2 separate regions of the Homo sapiens genome follow, and region 2 is linked to region 1. Evidence: chromatin loops called from intact Hi-C (ENCODE). Cell type or tissue: heart right ventricle. All regions are shown on one strand. Links, peaks and the distances in the headings refer to the core of each region. The heading gives the core; the rest is flanking DNA.

Region 1 (11,408 bases), core at 2,132-10,131:
CCACTTCTGCAATCCTGACATTTGCTAGCAAATGTGCTAGTGTGTAGTTTGTATTTCCATTTGTAAAGGAAATCAATGACTGAAAGACATTCGCAGGGCATTCAGGGCAGGTTCATCAGATCAACTAGGAAACTAGAATTTCCCTGAGTTAATGGAATTGTTCAAGTCTCCTTGAGTTGCACTATGGTTTCAAGCCATTTAGTATTTGAAATAATGTCAATGTTCTCTGTTCCTGGGAACTTAAATTCCAGTCAAAGGGAACTGATTTCTTTTGTTGTATATTGATATGAGTTGGGAAATTCAGGGACTCATGATAGTAAGTCAGCCCAATTTCTAGAATCATTACATTTATCTTTATTTCTGCTTCTGGAGGAGTTTATCTTCATAATCATTAGTGTAAGGCCCAAATGGTACATTGAAACAATAAGAAAAATTACCCTAGAAATTTCCACCTAAAAAATTATTAGAAGCATGCTCTACTACTCTCTTCTTTTCCTGACTCTAACAAGTCATGAGGGCACATGCCTGAATGAAGTTACTTTGGATTTACAAAGGCAGTGACAATAACCTTTGAGAGCCCACCCTGTTTGTAAGTTAAGAGGCTTCTCTATATATTTAAGGGGCAAAAACCTGTTAGATGTCCATCCCATGAGCAACTGCAGTATGCGTTTCATGTCAGAGAGTTAATGGAAATGCCTCAGGTAGTCAGCTAAAAAGAAAATCATTATGTCAATTAAAAACATTAATTGGGGTAATTACAAGGAGGTCATGGTTTATATAGAATTTAGTTATAATTTCTACAATTATCCTCAGTTACACAAGAAAAAAATAATGACACTGTTTATCTGAAGTATTTACCTAACTGAAAACTGCAACTACAGAGAGGGTACATATACATGTTTCAACTGAACTGGATCTACCACAAGTCTGGTTGTAAGCTAATGAATTTCCCTGAGGACAAGGTGGTTTGGAGAGAACATAAGACTTCTAAAACACCACATATTGCCAAATTGGATTCCTTAATTTTGACTTTGTTTTATGTGAGTCTCATTTAAGTTTAATTGCTAACCTCTAGCACTAACCTTCTCTAGTTGTGGAGCCAGAGGTATTTCCGTACATATAAAATTTGAAATCTGGCTCCTGACTTTCTTAAACTTCATAAGTGGAATCTAATTTCATTTGCGGATTAGTGGAAACAAGAAATAAAATATGAAATTAATGGGGGGATAGCATTTTACATACCAACTTTTTAGTCTCTTTCTATTCCCAGAAAGAAATACAAAATTGGGGTTTGTCTGATGGTGTGTTTTTTAGGTGGATTAGAATATCGGTTAAGAGCATGATCTCTGGAGCTGACTTTCTTGGTTTAAATTCTGGCTTCGTCACTTACATAGCTATGTGACATTGGTCATGTAAGCTATTCTCTTTGCCTCAATTTCTTTATCTATAAAATGAAATTGTGAAAAAATACTATTTATCTATAGGGATGTTACAATAATTAAACATCTTAGTAACTATGAAACACTAAGAATAGTGTTTGGCATAAAATAATCATTACATATAGATACGGCTATTCATATTGACACAGGGAAATGCAATATGATTCAGGTTTAAGTGTTAAGTCATCGGGGTCCAAAGGAATAAGCAAAGGTCAGAGGAAAGATTTTATTTGATTCAGTCTGTGTCTCCTCTTTGGATTTGGTTTAGGAAGACGTTGATATCCTGAGAAGCTATAAATGGTTTTCCAGCACAGCAGCAGTTAGAAGTTAATAGTGATTTGTGACTGGGGAAGCTTTCCTCTATTTGTTGATCTCCCAGATAATACTTTCTGTTCTTGTAAATCTGTCTTGAGATTTCAACATATGTATGGGAATCCAAGGTGTGTCTGGGTGTGCTTTAATTTTATTAAATGTTTTCCCATGCTGGACGTCTGGATACATTTAACAGTACTTGTACGTTTGAGACCTATTTGCCATTTTAATAAAAGGAAACAAACTCCAGAAATGCAAGAATTTAAACTAAATACCTCTTTTCTCAAATTTAATCTATAATTTTAAGAGTGGAATGATACTCTTCCTGCATAAGGAAAGACACACACAATTATATAAAATGACACACTTTCACACATTTTGCCATTACAAGTCACTAATGCACTGCACTATTGACGTATTTTACTGTCCTGAATATTTTTTGGCCACGTAACTTTAAAATTACTGCAAATTTGGACAACATATCATGGTTTAACACCAACTGAGGGGGCTTTTTCCCTATAAACGTTCATCTATAAATTAATGACTGCTATTTAAAATGTGTTTCTTCAGACACCAGTCATATCATGTCCTCTGTGCTACTATAAGATTACCTCTTTATTTATCTATGTGGGTAAGTTAATTATAAAAATGCTTGTACCAACTGATCATTTTGCTGGCATAATGAGTATCTTAAACTAGATTAATTTTCTAGCAATATCTAATGGAGACTAAATCACACATGAACATGCTATAACAATATAATGATGAAACAGTGAATGAATCAATTAACTCCTTGATAAACATCAAAAACATACCTCACTCTTATAATTTATAAAGTGAAAAAAAAAGCCTTTCTACTTTCTTTCTGTCAGCATTTAAAACTGGCTAAATTCTGGACAATAAACATTATGAAATACATTTTCCATACATGGTCAAAATAATCTCAAAAGGCTGCTTAATTCAATTACTGACAGAACTTTCAAACAAAGAGGCACCATACTTGGTATCATATGTTGTCTGTATATAATTGCTTCTAAAAACATTTCTTGTCAACTGAATTGGTGGTTGATGTTGATCTTGTTTAAAGGGTTCTAATGATCAAGTTGTCATGATAGGTTATATTTTCTGTTTCATTCTAAACGCCAGATTTGACTTATTATTTGTTCAATCTATCCAGTAAACCATGAAACCAATTATCGAAGCCTCAGTCATTCAGCATATAATCTAGAAGCTGTCCATTTTATTAATCTGAACACTTCTCGGATTATAAAATATCCTAAGAAAAGAATTGAAAGCAATCCTAAGTATCAAAATAATAGATTTCCTTTTAGTAGGCACCAGGATGCCAGGAATACAGATACCAAGCATAAGATAAAATACTTCAAGAGGTCAAAAAGGCAGTAGGCGTGCTGGACTTCAGAGTAAGTGGATTGAGGCCCTGTTGGGAGGATTTCTGGAGTTGGTGATACTTGAACTAAATTTGAAGGAAGAAGAAAACTTCCATCACCAGATAAAAGAAGAAAGATAATTGCAGGCAGAGGAAATTGTGGAATACACTTTGGACTCTATTTCTGGCAGTGGTACTCAAGACAATAGCATGAGCGATTATACTGTATGTTCTCTGCAAATGTTTTGGATGGAGTTCAAACATGCCCAACTTCAAACTTTAGCAAGGTTTAATTACTAGATGCTTCTAAGAAGAGTCTAGTTATAGTCTTAATAGCATCATATTGTCTCAAGGTCTTAGTGATATCAGAATGTAAATCAAATTTACATAAATACATTTTTTAACTTTCATAAATGGAAGTTATGAACAAATCTCAAATGATGATTTTTTATAAAGGGAAAAGACATGAAATCAACTCTTAACTATCCGTGAATAAATTTTCTGAGGTTTTTAAATTTTCTGTTGACATTAGTTGATAAAATTATTTATGAAGAATTTTTTTGTACTTTTAAATTTTTTCTTTGTTTTCTCCACCTTCTTTTTTAATAAAAAAAGAAAATAAAATAAATATTGCAAAAATACTACAAATTTATAGCTCATCTACATAGAGGACAGCTACAGTTTTGCATATTAATAACAATGACATTGATGATGGTGATGATGATGAAGTTGATAGCTCTTACCAATTATTTAGGGCTAAGTAAGTTTTGGACACTTTACATGGATTAGTCACTTTGTTTCTTAGAACAACCTCATATAAGGTAGATGCTCTTATTGTCATCATTATATAGTTAGGAAACCTGAAGCATAATGCCATAAGAAACTTGATTTAGGTCATGGAGGAGCTGAGAGCAAATTCACAAAGCTGGCTCCATATTCCAAAGTGTGAAGCCAGGGTGCGGAACACTTAGATAATATGATGCTCTTTAATCAAACTCTCTGAGGACCAGTTCTTATTTCTCTAGTGTGAAATAAGTGCTACCCTTAAAAGTTTTGAACACTGCAGGTGGCCATGCTCACCTCAATAGTTTTGGATTCAATAAATTGATCCATGGTGCAGCCTTGGTTTCTATAGTTTTAACATTTGTACAGTTAATTCTGATTAAAACTTCGAGTTAAGAAACTTGATGTACATTCTTTGTTTAGTCTGAAGTATTGTGGTATCTAATGGACATGCCATATCACAAACAAAATTACTATATTGTATTTGCCACCCATCACTAGTCCACAGAAAGATAAATGATAGTTGTATGACCTGAGATAAATATTTTTAATGTTTTTTGATATATTTTATGATAAATCTTAATGTGTGGGGTATAACGTATCTTTTTTTCAATATTAGAATTTTCTACTTATGCATCTTTGTAGTAGATAAAAATTAACTTTTTATTTAAAAAGGAGGTCAGATTGAATCAAAAAGTAAGGCAAATACAATACTGGAAAATCATCTTTACTATGAGATTTGTCATAGGTAGCAAAAGGAGAAAAGCAAATAAATATTGTCACTGAAAAGAAGTGAATAGCCAAATTTTGCATAACCAGAGCCCATTAAACAACTTAATATTTTAAGCTCACGATTTAATACCAGCAAAATAACGATTTAATACCATTAAATAACGATTTAATACCAGCAAAAGCAGTGAGCAGTTTTTGTAGAAGACATTAATAAAGATTGGCAAGGACGAAAATTTTAAATTCAATGTCGAACTCTTCCTGCATACGCTGCGATGGCTGATAAAAATGTCAGTATAGAAAAGAGTAATATTCATTTGTTGTTTGAGCTCTCAACTTTTTATTGTGGCCGTAACAGATATTTACACATATGAAAAACTCATTGCATACTTACAAGTGTGATTATTTTCTAGTATTGTATTTACCTTACTTTTTTATTCAATGTAACCTCCCTTTTAGACAGAAAATTAATTGTTGTATACCACAAAGATGCATAATTAGAAAATTTTAATATTTAAAAAGTATATTTCTTGATTAAAAAATAATTTTTCTCAAGCAAGTTTTCCAAGGTAGTAGCGTCCAAAGGCAGCTTAGTGCCATCTAGTGGCAAAATTAGTTATCAGCTTATTCCTCCTGATAAAAGTTCAGTAGAGTGCCGGACATGAATCTACATCACACATACGGTAGATATGAATTTTAGGATGTATGTTGACTTCGTATAATAATGAGGCAAGCCTATGATAATTACACCAAAATTTAAGTCTAACATTTAATTATTATTAATTAACGAGGAATTATGTGTATCTAAGACACAGACAACAAATGAAAGATACAAGACAGTAGCTTTAAAGGATAAACCAGACCTCAGAAGGGAAAGCGACAACCAGTTTTTTAAAAATAATAGATCGAAGTGCATTTTCAGTGTCAGGATGTGCTTAAGGTTATGAGTAACAATTAGAATGAAAAGGAATATTTGTTTCTCTGTTGTGTTGTGGGAGAAACTAGCTAATATTTGGATAAAATTCAGAACATTATATTTAAGCTACAGAAGAGGAGAGGTTACTGAGAAAACTATTCAATAACTATGAGATTTTATAAAAGGACCTATAATTTCTCCCACTGTAGAACCTAAATAATACAAGATTGAAAAGTATCTCTCTAGAAATGTTTGTGAACTGTCTTTCCTTGAAGGAAATGGAGTGGACTTGATGAAATTAAAATTAAGTTTCTTTTCAGGCTTTAATTGTATTAAAAGCCAAGTATGCTCCCTCAGAATTCATCTTTTTTGGTTTTGAGATAATAAGTCTGTTTGACCCAGCTGAAATTCTGCCTTTTGTTAGTCCTTTTCCTGAGACTCCAATTAACTTTACGAAATTTCTCTTCAGGGAAAAAATCTAGGCAAAAGGATTAATTTAGCTAACAATGCTGTGATATAAAAATCTCTGTAGGAGCTTTTTCTGACCTATTCCAGGGACTCTGCCAACTCAAATGCTGGGATGATAAAAGAGTTCTTCATAGCCCGGGAGATAAGGAAAAAACCCATCGCATCAGACCCAATTGCTCTTAGAGGAATTCAAAAGAATCCAAAATAGCCTTAATGTCTAAAAATGCCACACTTTCTCCTAGTCAGATTGGAAAGGGTACATAAGACTGAGTTTTTAAGTGATGTAATTTTCTCAGCCTGATGAGGAAAGCTTTCATATGTTCTAAATGAGCTATCAGAAAAAGAGAGAGCCACTCTTTTCTTCTCAGCCACTAACAGCAAAATGAAACAATATGATTTTATGAAACACATAAAATCTGTGGATAGGAACAGACACAAAGCTTCTCTTGCTCCCAGTCTTAGCCATGATGAGTTTTCTTGGTTTGCTTATGAAACACAGAAACAGCTGTGATTTCTTTCCTTGTCTGTGTATTGCTTAAAACACTCTCTTCTCTCCAGTCAAGCACTTTGATCCTTTTGTATCTCTAATTCAACATGATCACAAAACATGAAGAAAGAAAGAAATGGATGGAACTGTTATCATTTTATCCATATAGGTTTAAATTATTTTTCATTTTCTTATTTATGATACCAGGATTTTAAAATTTTTAAGAAGTCATTTTTACATAGACTATCCTTGTATTACACATCATAATTTAGGAACAAAAGTGAATTACATCTTTCAACATATTTTTCCTGGAAGACCGTATAATTAATGTGTGTATAATTAAAACACGACTACTAACTCTTTGCAAAGAAAGATATCAGTTTCACTGAGTTCTAGGCTTCCACACAGAAACATATGCATATGTACCCACAGGCATTCACATGCACACACACAGAAGCACATACATGGTTTGACACATACACGCATGCAGTCTTGTGCATACATAAGCACAGGTGTGTACATCCAGACACATTTACTTTCATATTCCTTTCTTCATTGTGACTTGCAATTTGAAAGCCTCAGTATCAAGTTTATGATAATAAGAAACATAATGACATATATTATTATTGCAATCAGTCATTTTTCCAAGAAGCAATTTTCACCATATAGACCACGGTCCAAATCTGATGGATTAAAATATAATAAAGGTGCCTGTAATCCCAGCACTTTGGGAGGCTGAGGCGGGTGGATCACAAGGTCAGGAGATCGAGAACATCCTGGCTAACATGGTGAAACTCCGTCTCTACTAAAAATACAAAAAATTGGCCAGGCGTGGTGGCACGCACCTGTAGTCCCAGCTGCTCAGGAGGCTGAGGCAGGAGAATGGCGTGAACCCGGGAGGCGGAGCTTGCAGTGAGCTGAGATCACACCCACTGCACTCTAGCCTGGGCAACAGAGCGAGACTCCGTCAAAAACAAAACGAAACTATATAAATGTGTGTGTGTATATATATATATATACATATATATACACACACACATATATATATATACACACACATATATATAAAAATTATAGGAAACAGTAATTCCAAGTCATTGATAATTATGTATTTATCATAATTCTATTATATATTGTGTTTCAATGATTGATGATAATTTTGATTTCATCATTTGAAATTAATCATTACTTTTCAGAAATATCTCCATTTGTTTTAACAGCTAATTACCCTCCCTTCATGCCACTCATATATATTTTTCCATATTCTAGGTTTTTTCTCCTTTCCTCTAATTTCAACTTCTTTTGCTTACTCTTGACTAATTAATCTTTTCTTCTCTGTGATTTACTTATCACAAATCAGGCCTTAATCCATTATTTTCTTATTTAGGTGACAATGTGAAGCAGCTCTGGTTATAATTTGCAGGGATTAATCAATCCAGTTTCTGTATATTTTTGGTCCTTTGTGGTACGTTTTTATAATAAAGTACTTTTATTATCAAAAAAGGCATTGACATCAACTACTCTGAAAACATTTAATAGTGATTCATACGTCCGATACCTTAACTTTAGTTTAACATGTTTAAATAAGCATGCATACCTGCTAAACGGGTATTTCTTTTACATATTTTCTGACGAATTAACTGAGGATTCACTGAGGTATCAACAGAACCCTGAAAGCCATAAGACTACATTTTCTGAAAAGTAGTTCTCTTTGGGGAATACCCTCTTTCTGAATACCTGGGGAAACTTCCACTCTGACTGAGTTCTGAAAGAGCATGTTTAATCATTCCTCACTCTATAGCTACAACTTCTTTATATTCAGTTCTTCCCCTCAATTTCCAAACATATTTGTACGTGAATTGCATCAGAATGTCCTGTCCTCAGAATCTTCTACTTGTAGTTTACTTATTGGTTCCCTCTATGCTTTACTCCTTTCCTCTCACGATTAGAATCCAAATTTCATCTAATGGCCACAGCCACCCTTCACCAGCATTTTTTATATCTCTGTGCCATTGAGCTTCTTTCTCACCTGCTTGGCAAAGCCACAACTGTGTATCAGTTCACTTCTTGGCCTTTCCACCTGCACATCCGTACCAATTCACACGTATACTAACGTCATGTCAGCAAGCTTAACTTGGTCCTGAATGTGGACAGACAAATGCATTTCTATCATAGCCCCATGGGAACTCTGCGTCGGTTGCTACTTAGTCAGAAATCTTGGCTCCTCCATCTCTCTGCTTTATCATCAGAGGATCCCCTAACTTCATGAATAAGTAAAAGTCCTCACATGAAAGTGCTACCAACCCCCTCCATTGAGTCTATCAACTTGCAGCTGCACTTCTATTTTTAACTCTCCGTGTTAAAACGGTACTACTTTCCCAGGGCCGGGCACGGTGGCTTAAGCCTGTAATCCCAGCACTTTGGGAGGCCGAGGCGGGCGGATCACGAGGTCAGGAGATCGAGACCATCCTGGCTAACACGGTGAAACCCCGTCTCTACTAAAAATACAAAAAATTATCCGGGCGTGGTGGCGGGTGCCTGTAGTCCCAGCTACTCGGGAGGCTGAGGCAGGAGAATGGCGTGAACCCAGGAGGCGGAGCTTGCAGTGAGCCGAGATCGCGCCACTGCACTCCAGCCTGGGCGACACAGCAAGACTCCGTCTCAAAAAAAAAAAAAAAAGAGTACTACTTTTCACTGAGGCTTCTCCCTCCACTTTTCCATTGGGTTACATCTCTTCCAGACTTCTCAGGACAGGGAGTTTTTGGTTATGCACTCTCATCCTTGTATGTTTAATTCTACCTATACAAAGCCTTCCTACAGAGATGCTGACTCCAGAGTCAGGCAGACCTGGAGTTCTTTACTAGTCTTAGTATTAAGACTTAGCAAGTGGGGGCAAGATACTGCCCTCTAAACCTCAGTTTTCTTACCTGTACAATGGGAATAATAATAGCACATACCTCACATGATTAGGGTGATCGAATAATGGATGAGGAAAATTTTGGCATGAAAGATTTGACAAAGTTTTGCTGTTTATTACTCTTCCTAACAGGATTCAAGGAAGCCTATTCATTGGGAGTATGGGAGGGCAATAGTTTTTCTTAAACTCAATGCCTCCATTTTGTATTCTTGTCTGACTTCATTCTTCTGATTCACCATGAAACTACTTAAAAGAAATGTACTCTTCACCTCTAACCCTGTTTCCAGCCTCCTCTTTCTGACTTTGACATTCACCACTCTACTGCAAGTCCTCATAAAATTCACAACTTCAGCTCCATGTTAAAAGTCCCTTATCTTAGTGCTCTCTTGGCAAGAGAGCAATGTTTTATATGCCCTCCTTACTCATCGCCTCTCTTTTCTTGGCTCTCTTGGACGCAACTCCAAATAGAATGCCCAGCACTTGGCCGGCACAACACAGGGCACATAACGGCCACCAATAAATATTTGTTCAATGATTTAATTAACACATGAACGAGAGTTCCAGGGTCACATTTGCCAATGATGTTTGCCGAGTTTTCAATCCTCTCGACGTTCACTTCCCTGAAGAAACAGCTGGAATCCTAAATTCCTTGTAAGGTAGTTCAGTTCATATTAGATTCCTGCTAAAAGGCTAAAACCACATTAGTCTCTTAAGAATATTCTATATTAAGGATGTCTTAGAAACAGGGGGAAGCTCTTAAGTTTACATTATATAGCTTTCAGAGCTATTGCACTTGGTCAGAAATAGGAAACAGAAATGGTGAGGCACATTTCCATGAAAGCTCAAATTACACTATTTTGTAAAGTTTAAAATCTGCCCATCATTATCCATAAATTGCAGCTATACATTATAATTATTTAATCTACATTTCTTGTTAAACATCTAAATTATGTCACTTCACCAATTACAGGAATTATGTGATTAGGTGTAATTATCCTAAATAGCTGAACACAATTAAAACATCTTACATGCAGGAAGTGTCATACATAGTATGTTATTTTTTTTTTCTCTTGACTCACTGTCCTTGGTCTCTATCAGAAGGAGTTAGAGACTGACTCAGTTTGAATGGAATCAGGGAATTTCCAGCTTTCAAGTGACCACTGGCTCAGGGGCCACCTACAACAATTCCTTTCTGATATTAATCTCATTTTCAGACAATTTCTGCAGTTAGAATTCCCTGAAGCTTATCACCAATAATATAAAGAGCAGCAATGCTGACTCTGATATTTTATACTGCTCAAGGGTCCAAAAGATCTATGCAAGACTGAATTGGAAGATTATATTCAGATTTCTCTGCTTAGAAGATCCCCCACACAGTTTGCCTGACTACTGTCTACCCATCGTTCGTTAAAATGTGTTTCAGACAGTCATTCAACCTTTCAACCTCTTGATTTTTCCATCTATAAAACATGGATGATTATAATAGACAATAAATGTGAATAATAATAGTACCTCCCTATTATCAGTTTCAGCACATAGAAAGTACATATTACTCCTGAGTTCTCAGATTAAATCATTGCTTATTCAGGGGCCCTGAACAGCATTTTTCACTTTTCTCACAATTTGTAATTAAGTATTACGAGTTTCGTAGCTTAATATCATTTTCCTTTATTAAGCCATACATTTCATGAAGATATACAGGGATCGTGCTTGTTTTGTGCCTAGCATACTGCTTACACACAGAGAATGCTGAGTGAATGAATGAGTGATGAATGAATAATAGGTAGGTTTTTTTGTTTGTTTTGTTTTGAGGCAGAGTCTCACTCTGTCACCCAGGCAGGAATGCAGTGGTATGATCTCCGCTCACTGCAACCTCCGCCTCCTGGGTTCAAGCCAGTCTGGTGCCTCAGCCTCCCAAGCAGCTGGGACTACAGGTGCGTGCCACCACACCTGGCTAATTATAGTAGAGA
Region 2 (11,408 bases), core at 1,773-9,772, 280 kb before region 1:
TATAAATCATTATTTTTAAGAAAAATTTCCAAAACCTCCTTTTCCTTTCTTAATATTAACTTTCAGTTACGTTGTTTTGGTACCGGTAGTTTATTAGTCATTTAGTAATTCACTACTCATAGTACTGAGAAATTGAGAGCTGTCTTCTCATTGTCCATGAAAATATGTGTTTCTAGCCACTCACATAATAAAGCATTTTACTACATGTTCATAATTTGTATCAAGTTTAAGTATACTAACATACACTATAAAGTCCCCAAAGATAAAATGACATTAGATTCTTTCAATTAAAAAAAACTAGACTATCTTTCAGTTTCTACTTTAGTTTCTCAATATTTAAAATCCTGCCTTAAATTATAGGGATATAAACTAAAGTTTAAGCATAAAAATGCATAAAAATGGACAAGATATATGAAAAACAGTATTTGCATAAAGCATTATTACTATTAATGCCTATTAAAACATGTTTGATCCTTCAATGAAATGAGTAAGTAATATGTAAATTTTAGGAAAGGTCATGGCCGCTCTAATTCATGCAGCCTTCATGTTTTCCAGGTGGTATATTAAAAAGGTTCAGATGAAACATTCTCTGACCAAAATAAGTCCAGTATCTCCCCAGTTGGATAGAGTAATTAAGAATCTCTGTTTATTTAAATATTCAACTTTTTCTTAACCTTTTCTAGACTATTGACCATGAACTGGCAGTTTATCTTGGGATATATTTTAGTTTACTACCTCCAAAGAAAAACCTTTCTGAATAGAGCCAAGCAAATCAGGGCCCAGAGTTGAGGGTGCGTATCTAAATTTTAGAATTGAAGAGTTATGCCTCACCTTACATGAAAATGCTGAAACCATAGAAGAAAATTTCCATAGAAGAAAATCGACTTATAGTGTGCCCAAACGCTTTGCCTGAAAACCCATTCTTTTTTTATAATTAAATAGCCATATACTACCCTGTAATAGAGCTTTTAAATGACACATTTTTTTCCGATAGGATTTTTTTTTTTGCTTTCCTTAAATTCTTGTGAAAAAGAAGCTTGCTATAGATATTGATGCAAACTTCTCCAGTCCTCCCCCTCCTGCTAAGATGCTGCCATTGCATTAATACGATAGGTCAATCATTTGATGGGCATCATGACTTTAAAAAAAATTCCCACACTCAGATGGCTGTCAGTGGTGGTGCCAGTGAACCGTTATGCAAAGCCCCCAAACACTTTGTAAACTCGAATCTTTGAGCACAATAGTAAAGTTCAGTTCTGGAAAAAGATAGTGTACTGAATACACAATACCGAGCTTTGTCTGTTCGGGGCTTCTGTTGAGGGAGAAGGTTACTTAATCTCCACATTTGCCCTGGGGATTCTAACAGTTTTAATGTGTCCTTTTTGAGATTCTGTGAACTGTAGAATATATGCTGGTAACAACTTTCTTTGGGGCTTTCCTCGGAAAAGCCCAAAGCTGCCAACACAAGAAAGCTGACATAGTGGTGCTAACAAACACAATAGAGACCTTTAGCTGTTTTTGCAAACTGCCTGGCTAAAGTTTCATGTCATGTCTTGATGAAGGATCTCATTCTTTGGCTCATTTCGTAGAATCTAGCTTTTGTGACAGTTTGGAAAGGATGGCTTCTTCATCAATTTGGGAAAGTATAGGAAAATTTGATGCAACGTCAAGAAAATTTATAATACTTAAAGGATTAAATGATATAATTAACAATAGTGACATTTAATGCTATATTACCATTTGCCTACATTGGTCTTTTAGCCAAGACTATTTTTAGAGTCTATTAATATCATTTTCTTAAATGGGATGTTTTGGTGAAATGGCAATATTATTTTTCTATTATCATTCACTATTAGAAATATACAAAAGAAAATATTACCTAGAAAGCTAACTTTAAAGTGTCCTTATAAATTCAAAGACTTTTAAGCAATTGTAATTATTACTTAACCATTTGGAAAATGATGTATTTCATTCAAATGTATACTTCTAAGATGCTAAAAAGAAATTCCATAGCTAGAAGAAATAACTGTTCTAACTGTATAAACAGCAATCCTATTCCTGGCTTGACTAAATTTACATGAGTCAATCCATCTATATACTGGAAATTTGCCATCCAGAAAAGTCATATATTGTCTATACTTATTATGCATTTATGATACTCATTAAAGGTTGAGCAAATCATATATATGTGTGTGTGCAAAGTAGAAATTTTAAGAGGGAAGTAAAGATGCATTTTTACAAGCATAACACCTAATAAATCTCATAATATTGGATGCATTATAAGTTCAATATATGATAATCACCACATAGATGAAAATGAATTTTCTTAAAATAAGAAAATAAATATTTACAAGAGTGTGGATTAATGAAGTGAGATAGAAGAGACCAAATGTAGAAATGTTCATAGTGGATAAGGGAAAATGCTCCAGAGCCTCAAGTGTGGTTCAAAATCCCAAATTCCAGTTCATACTGGGGAGAAATCCCAGTTAGTTGTCTCTATGCCTGCCCCACCCAGTGTCTTACTATGTTACCCTCAAATCTCTCCCCAACACCTTCTCACTCCCATGCCTCTTGGCTCACTGTGTACTCACTTGTATGGTATGGAGAGAGGCAGGTTGAACCTCACTTGTATGGTATGGAGAGAGGCAGGTTGATGGTGTGGAGAGAGGCAGGTTGATGGTGTGGAGGGAGGCAGGTTGAACTTATTTTTAGCTCCCTAGGAACGAAACTGTCCTTATCTCAGATAGTATATTGATCTGCTATCATGCAGTTGATTTCTAATGAGGCCTTTAGGAACGCCTTATACACAAATTGGGAAATGGCTCTAGTTTACTCTGAGTGACTAAAGAAATATTTATTTGTAAATTAGCAGGGTGTGGTGGTGCATGCCTGTAGTCCCAGCTAGTCGGGAGGCTGAGGTGAGAGAATCACTTGGGCCAAAGAGGTTGAAGCTGCAGGAGCTGAGACCATGCCGCTGCACTTCAACCTGAGCCACAGAGTGAGACTCTGTCTCAAACAAACAAACAAAAGTATATTTGCGAAGAGTTACCAGGAAAGAGTTGATAATGGACATGAAGAAAAAAACAAAAGGGTTTCAGATATCTAGCTCTTAGGCAGGAAATAAAAATGTTAGAGGGGAAAATATTAAATATTTTGATATTATTTTCAAATGTAGTGGTTTGTGAAGATATTTGAAAATAATTCATTGTTGTGCTATATATAGATACCTATTTGTCTATCTATCTGATGGTAAAATCCACATTTATCTATTTATAACCTATCATGTTTTCCTACTTGGGAATTGCAAATAAACTGGCTGGAAAGCAGTTTATGTTTGAAATAATAACAAACCAGGGCCAAACAGAAATAAACATTCAACCACAATATTTTTAGCAGTATGCTCAAAATTTTATTCTTAACTGAAATATTTGTCACTGGGAAATGGTAGGAAACTGTCGTCCTATCCAAGTTAACCTTAGCCCTTGAATTTCTTCTACGTTGGCCAATCAAGGGCAAAGTAATCTACTGTAAATGAAAAGAAGACTTCAACTGTGAACTGAAGTACTTTTTAATTGAGAAGTATTACCCTATTCTATGCTAAAAGACAATTCTCTCAGGGTTCTTATCTAGAGTGGCAGATATCTTCGGAGAAAATCTACTAAACAAAGATTTTCATGAAGGGAATTTCAATTATGGTTCTGAACCAAACTTCTTCCAGAAAAGTATTTTGTTGCCATAAGTCACTCCTTAGCTTATTCTAGTCTCAACATTAGTCTGTAGAATTACAGTGTTTTTCACCTTGAAAGCTTGAGATTTAAGCCACGATTAATTTTATTGTACTGCCTGACTCTGGAAGAAAAACAGAATGCCTTTAACATTTCTAGATTATAAAGTCATCTAGTTTATTGCCTGCAAGCATAGTTTAGACAGTTGCTAGATTTGAATTCTGACTTTATCAATTTAGTTTTTTTCTGTGTGTGGCAATAGGCAAGTCATTTAATCTTAAGTTTTCTCATCTGTTTAAAGAGGATAATAAAGGCCGGCGGTGGCTCACGCCTGTAATCCCAGCACTTCGGGAGGCTGAGGTGGGCGGATCACCTGAGGTCAGGAGTTCGAGATCAGCCTGACCAACATGGAGAAACCCCGTCTCTACTAAAAATACAAAATTAGCCGGGCTTGGTGGCACATGCCTGTAATCCCCGCTACTCAGGAGGCTGAGGCAGGAGAATAGCATGAACCCAGGAGGCAGAGGTTGCAGTGAGCCGAGATCGCCCATTGCACTCCAGCCTGGGCAACAAGAGCGAAACTCCATCTCAAAAAAAGAGAATAATAAAACAGATCGGATTGTTGTGAATGTAAACATTAGCTAAAATTTAGTGAGTGTTTTCTATTGCCAGGAATTTCCTCAAATGCTTTTTATATATTCTCACAACAAATGTATTTACATGCTCTATTATTATCGTTTAGCTATATTAAATAATTTGTCAAAATTCACATGATTATTAAATTGTGGAATTGAATCTTGGGTCCAAGAATTTGATTTCCAGAATCCACGCTCTTACCCACTACATCAGAGATTCTGCAGAAGAAAACATGTTCAGGTCCCAAGACAGTGTCCAGCACACAAGAGGATTCAGTAAAATTTAGTTATTGAGATTCTGATCAGAAAGGTGTAAAAAATCTGAAATCTTGCTGAGATGAGATAGAAAATTTATTTTCTAATAAGAGAAAAAAGTCAATGTTGAAAAATATAAAATTATAAATTAATTTAAACAATATAAAACTGTACATAGCATAAAAATATTGATTTATTTATAGCAAGCAATATTAGTTACTAACATTTTTATATCTCTACTTAGAAACATGATTTCAAGACATATATTTTTGCACAAAATGAAGAGACACTGTTTGAGAAATGTACCTTTGGAGAGTTTTTTAATAACATAGTACTAACAAAAGCATAAACACTAGTAATTTAATAAAACCTTCCAAAATTCAATATCCTATTAGTTGTATATTTGAACAAAGTGAGCCCTTAAATCACTGATATAATTTGAGGGCTTAGAATTAAACAATTTCTTTACTTATTTAATTTTAGTTATTCTGGACACTTCTGTTTAAGGCATTTGCCCTGATGTCATCATTGCAAGCTATCCTAATCCACAAAAATTTAGAAACACTAACATGTGTGATTGGAACATGTTGAGTCATGTTGATTTAATTTTTGTTATTTGGGCATAGTTAACTGTCAGTTTCCCTTGACTTCATGAAAGAGACCTGATTGAAGATGCAGTTTAAAGGGCGGATAGGCAAGGTTAGGCATGAGAAAACATTTTTCTTCTTTCTGGGCAAGTAGAATCAAAATGAGAGAACAGGGAGGAGCTCCTGATAAAGTGCTGCTGTACATAAGAGAGTGATGAGCTTGTGGGGCCTGTCACTGCCACAATTTTTGTGTCAATAGCACTAAAACAGTGGATAGCACCTTTTCCTTCATTCAGAGAATGATGGCAATTCTACTTTTGTGTCTAGGAAGTAGCAAAATATGATAGTTTTAATCAGATGGAAGAAGACAAGAGAAACTCTGCTTAGTCAAGTGCTAAGGAAGTGTGTTTAAAGATAAAAGTTTAGATCTCCTGTAGTCTAGCCTCAGGACGTAACTTCATTACTATAAATTTCAGCAAATTGATTAATTAATCTTAAGGGAATTAAGTATATATTCTCTATAAGCAAAGCCATGTCTATAATTTTAACCAATGTGATAAAGAAGAAAACCTTAATAACTTCTCTGTTTGTTAATGTATTATTATTACAAACAGCTGATAAGAGCCTATTAACGGCCAGCTAATGCGATAGACATTGAAAGTAAAAAGATCAATAGAATACCTCTGTAAACATTTAGTGGCTCACAATTAGGTAATTAACAAATGGAGTTTTTTTTTTTTTAGGTGTTATGTGGAATTTTATCTAGGTACAGAGGACAATAATATTGTATCCAAAGAAGTCCCTCAAAAGCTTCCGTGTAGTAAAGAATTAAAGGTAGTAATGCTAATGTGGGCAACCAGATGGGGAGGTGACCATACCACAGTTCTGCAAGATAAAGGTTTTATTCAGTTAAAAATCTCTTTCATGTAAAAAAAAAAGAAATGTTAAATATTTAAAAGCTCTTGTCTTTTTAAAAAGTTTAACACACTGGCATAATGAATGTACACGAGTGTACAATTATATTAAAACCAGCTGTTTGATGATTACTAGAGTATATATTTTGCATTTCTACTCCAGTACAATAAGTAGATTAAGCTGACCTTACACAAAAAGCTTGACAATTGGTACAAGACATATCACATTATCTATAAGAATACCTGAGAAAAGATAAGCTGCCCAGACAGCTGAAGAAAATGTGCTCCTTACACAGCTTTATGTGCAAACTACAGGGTCTCCACAAGAGGGCGATCATTAGGAAATGCAGCGATATTTTCCCGCATGTCAGTGAAAAACAGTATGCAGACACCTCAATTCTATAGAATCAGACTCCCCCGCTCCCCTGCCCTGCCCCGCTTACTAATATATATTCTACGGAAGAGACAATCTTTTATTTTTTTTACTAATATATCAAAACATATTTAAGGATGAATTATTATGCAATAATCAACAATGTTATGTAATTATGGATATTTATAAAACTCCTTTATGAGGTCTTAATTTTCTCTACCTTTTATAGGAGCATTTTGGGAAATGGTGTCCTAACATATTTTCTATAGGTTTGCAAGAATTTAAAGAGAAATGTGATGAATAGTTCACTAAATTAAGGAACATTTTGATATGTACCTTTAATAATTACTGCAGCTGCTAGTGATGTTATTAAAAATTATAAAAATAATCATATTTAATTAATATGCAATATTTTTATTGAAAAGTGTAGTTAGTAATTTTGAGTAACAGAAGACAGGATGCATATTAAAACATAGAGGGAATTCCAGGCATTTGTTTGCATCAGAACTTAGATACACAACTCTAGAAAAACTGAAAAATAAATTAAAAAACAGTCAAAGGATTTTCCTTAATTTTAAGCATAAGCCTTTCATTTTAGAAATTATAATGTCTTGATATAAACCTAAAGTGCATCGACTTAATATAAATAGCACTGTTTCTAGATTATTTCCCGTTCATTATTTCAAAATTGTTAAAATTTCTTAATGAAATAGAGGCAGGTTTCCAAACCTTTAATGATGTGATTAGTAAAAGATGATACTCCTAACCAATTTTTCTTTCTCTCAAATAAAGTGACATGAATTACTTCAGTATCCTTCTTTTCCAGCTTCTTTCTCTTCCTTCCTTCCTTCCTTTCCTTCCTTCCTTCTTTCCTTCCTTCTTCCTTCCTTCATTTCTTTGTTCCTTCCTTCTTTTCTTCCCCGCTTTCTCTCTCCATCCCTGCTTTCCTTATTTCTTCCTTCCCCCACCTTGTTTCTTTTCTCTAATTATCAAGTAGAAATGGATGCTAAGCTAAGCTTGTGATTTTTGAAATTTGAAAGACTAATAATAATAAAATAAGGAGTGAATCAAGGAAAAATTTAGAAAAAAAGTCTTTTGTTGGAGAAACAAAAGGTGTAATAAAGACAACTTGAGTAGCCTAACTCATGTTAATCTACCCCAAACAATATTGATAACTGTTTATCAAGTGCTGATATACTGCTGAAACACGTCTTTCTAAAGACTTGTTAATTAAGTGGACATTTTTGTGATTTCCTGGTACCAAGGGTATCCCAATTTACATATGATTAAAACTTATTTACTTCGATTGTTGGTGGGAGTTCAACAATTTTGGAAAGGAAAAAGGTTCTTTCTGTCGCCTTCTGTCATGGTGAACAATAGCATCACAATACTAAACTCAACTAGTGTTGATGACGGTTGTGTTCAATTTCACAGTAAATTTGATCTGTTTCTCATGGGGCAAGACTTTAATTCTGCTGATTATTCGATATGGGAAAGCACTCTGTCACTATAATATCTGCTATGTGATCCATGTATAACAGAATGACTTCTAAATTGATTTAGAATTATTCATTATAAACATCCACTATCTTGTTAAACTGGATGGATTAATTTTACTCATAAAAGTGATGTAGCGTTTATGCTACTGTCCAGGCTACTTTGCCTGTAACTCTGGTGAGAGAAAATATCAGAATGTAGAATGATTTAAAGCTTGTTTTATTTAGTAAGCCATGTAGAAGTTAAATTGTAGTTCTTCGAGTCACATTTTCCAAAATATACAAAGTCTTAACAATGTTGTAAAAATATGCAAGTTTAAATTGTATATACCGGATTGTTATATTTAATTACTTTGAAAATAAACACAGTGAGCACATTGTAAAGAGAGTAACAGGAAAGGTAAGAAGCACATCTTTAACTCTGATTAACTTTCTTTACTTAACAACAAAAGGATCTTTCTTTCACCAACAGGGGAACACTCAGTATTCTAAGTAAGACTAGTGATATTTAATGGCTATAAATTTTAACATCCTTTCTTTGTGAAGAAGAATTATCTGGCTTGTAATTAATAATAACCAAATGTTAACAAAAGCTAATTATCTCTAAGCTTATTTTGGGAATGCTTATGATAGGAAACTATTATTTTGATTCCATTAGATCACTGTGTGTGTGCATGTATTTGTGTTTTGCAATGACATATTTTACCCATATTTTAATAAACCTTATGGGAACAAAATTGAGAAGTTAATTTGGCAATATTGGGAAAAACTAGAGTAAAATAATTAAATGTACAGTTGGATACAAATGATAGGATGACTCATTTGTTTTCCAAAATAAAATTCTAGAAAACTTGTATTCCTCGCTTTTAGTAAAGTCATTTTTATTTTTAACATACTTAGTTTCTTTCATAAAAGGCAAAATGTATTAATTCCCAGTTAACAAAAGAAAATACATCTCATAATGAAGAAATCTACAACCTTATCTGAATTTCCTTATACATTTTGAGAAATTATTATTTAAATCATATACCTCAGGTTATTCATATAGAAAATGCAACCAATAGAGAAAAGTATAAGATACAAAGTTGTCACTTAGAATTCCTAACCCCAGTGGTCCCCATTGTTAGCATTAGATGAACAAGTACTAACCTTGCTTTTATTTTTCCTCTAAAAATTGGCACTTTCCAGGTCAATGACTAAAAATAAACGTCATCATTTTTAATAGCCGACTAGTCAATTTTATTGATATGCCATTATTTATTTAACTAACTTTACACTTACAGAAATTTAGTTTGTTTCTAGTTTGTCACTATTACAAACAACGTTTTAATGAACAATATTGTACATTTGTTCACTGAATTATCATGCTGTTGAGATTAAGTTCTAGAAACAAAATTTGCTGAATCAAAGAGAACACACATTTCATAACTTGATAATTATCAGCCTGTTTACCTAAAAATTGTCTCCAATACATACTCTCACTAACAGTTACCACATTCTCAGGAAGATTACATACTATAATTCACAGAAAAATTTTCCAATCTAGAAGATAAGAATATTCATGATTGTATTTATTCTCATTTATTTGGTTGTGAAATAGATGAACGCATTTGCATGTGTTTGCTTGATACATTTGCTTTTCATAAATTTTCTGTTCCAATCATCTGCCTATTTTTCTATTGGCGTTGTGTATTCTTTTTCTAGTCAATTTACGACAGTTGTTTGCATTTTGGAGAAATAAACATTGATATATATCATCCAGTTATTCTTTCTTTTTTTTTTTTTTTTTTAAGACGGAGTCTTCCTCTGTTGCCCAGGCTGGAGTGCAGTGGTGCAATCTTGGCTCACTGCAACCTCCATCTCCCAGGTTCGAGCAATTCTCCTGCCTCAGCCTCCTGAGTAGCTAGGACTACAGGCATGCACCACCATGCCCAGCTAATTTTTCTATTTTCAGTAGAGACGGGGTTTCAGCATATTGGCCAGGCTGGTCTCGAACTCCTGACCTCGTGATCCACCCGCCTCAGCCTCCCAAAGTGCTGGGATTACAGGCATGAGCCACCGCTCCTGGCCCATTTATTCATTTTTTTAAAACAGGTTGTTTTTACGTGGAAAGGCAAGCCAATTAATCTTTCTATTTATTTGTTTTTGGCTATAAATCATAATTAGAAAGACCTTCATGTCTTAAATAGTGTCTAAAATACATCATGCAAGATTCTTCCATTACTTTTGTTGTTTTAGAAGTGAACTTCCTTTCCCTTCCCTTCCCTCCTCTTCCATTCCCTCCCCTCCCCTCCCCCCGCTTCCCTCCTGTTCCTTTCCCTTCCCTTTCTTTTGTTTTTTGATGTAAGAACTGTGACAGAAATTCCAGTATAATTTTTGTTCCTCAAATTGCAGTATGTGTTTGCAGTTAAAAGTTTGGGCTTTGGATGCAGATATACTTCAGTTCAAATCTTGGTTCTATCACTTGTTACTACCTCTATGAGTTTGGGCCTAACCTCTCTATACCTCTATTTTCTTATCGGTAAAATGAGCCTAATGTGTATAATACCTAGTTCACATGGTTGTTGAGATTGTTGAATAAAGCACAGTGACTGGCACATTGTAAGCACTCAGTAAATGATGATTCCAGTCATCACTGATAGTATTGGGAGCCATTTAACAAAAAGTCTTTTTTTCTCATTGATTCATAATATTAGCTTTATCATGTTTAAATTCTGCTTTACATTTCTTTTTATTTCTAGATTATAGTATGTTTTATTTTTCTATTTGTCTATTATAATAAGAATAATCATAGTTTTAATAGATAGTTTTATGCTAAGTTTAGATTTCAGAAAGAGTGCGTTCTCTTTTATGCTTTCAGAAATTATCTGGAATTTGGAATTTAAATCAGCTGCAGGTCTTCAGATTTCGAGTACAGTATGCCGTTACATAACACCTCCACTTACTCATCTCTGTTCATTCTTCAGTAACATAACCCCCAACAAAATTTTGCTGGGAAAAAATGCATACTTTTCAGGGAAAATACACAGTTCAATATAACTTTTTAAAAAATTGTGAAAACATCAAAATGTAGATGAATCAAGTTTTAATATACTGTATGATGGGTGGATGAGACTGTCCATTGCACTATTTGTTTGAATTTTCAGGCATGGTTTGGCAGTGCAAGAACTCTGTAACATTAACAAATTCAATAAAAAGTAAATATATGGAGAAAAAAAAGAAATGATCTGTACGTTAGTCTTGCATTACATTCTAGATAAAGTATAAAATAATTCCATCAGATCTTACTACCTTCATTCCTTAAACACATACAGTAAGTGTAGTAAATGTTCCAGACAATATTCTAGGTGTGGGAAATAGGCCAAAAAGTAAAACAAGCAAAAATTCCTACTTTTATGATGCTCGAATTTTAATAGGGAGACA

The links. Peaks named below come from ENCODE experiments on the same cell type or tissue, not always from the same donor. Only the 100,000 strongest peaks of a DNase experiment are listed, where the experiment ranks them.
Region 2: it touches region 1 in a loop (28-fold over the local background); 56 of 110 quality-filtered maps call a loop at or near these places.

What each region holds. Positions count from the first base shown.
Region 1 is chr3:79,356,713-79,368,120 of GRCh38, forward strand. The region is part of intron 2 of ROBO1 (roundabout guidance receptor 1); the gene reads right to left. Among named protein-coding and RNA genes, the nearest start is that of MIR3923, 150 kb to the right of the region's middle. In heart right ventricle, for the core only: a CTCF peak has its summit at 5,254 (motif pointing left); no DNase peak of the experiment used is centred there; H3K27ac peaks cover 1,313 bases.
Region 2 is chr3:79,080,183-79,091,590 of GRCh38, forward strand. All of the region lies in intron 3 of ROBO1 (roundabout guidance receptor 1), which reads right to left. Among named protein-coding and RNA genes, the nearest start is that of MIR3923, 420 kb to the right of the region's middle. In heart right ventricle, for the core only: a CTCF peak has its summit at 6,443 (motif pointing right); a DNase peak (open chromatin) is centred at 6,489.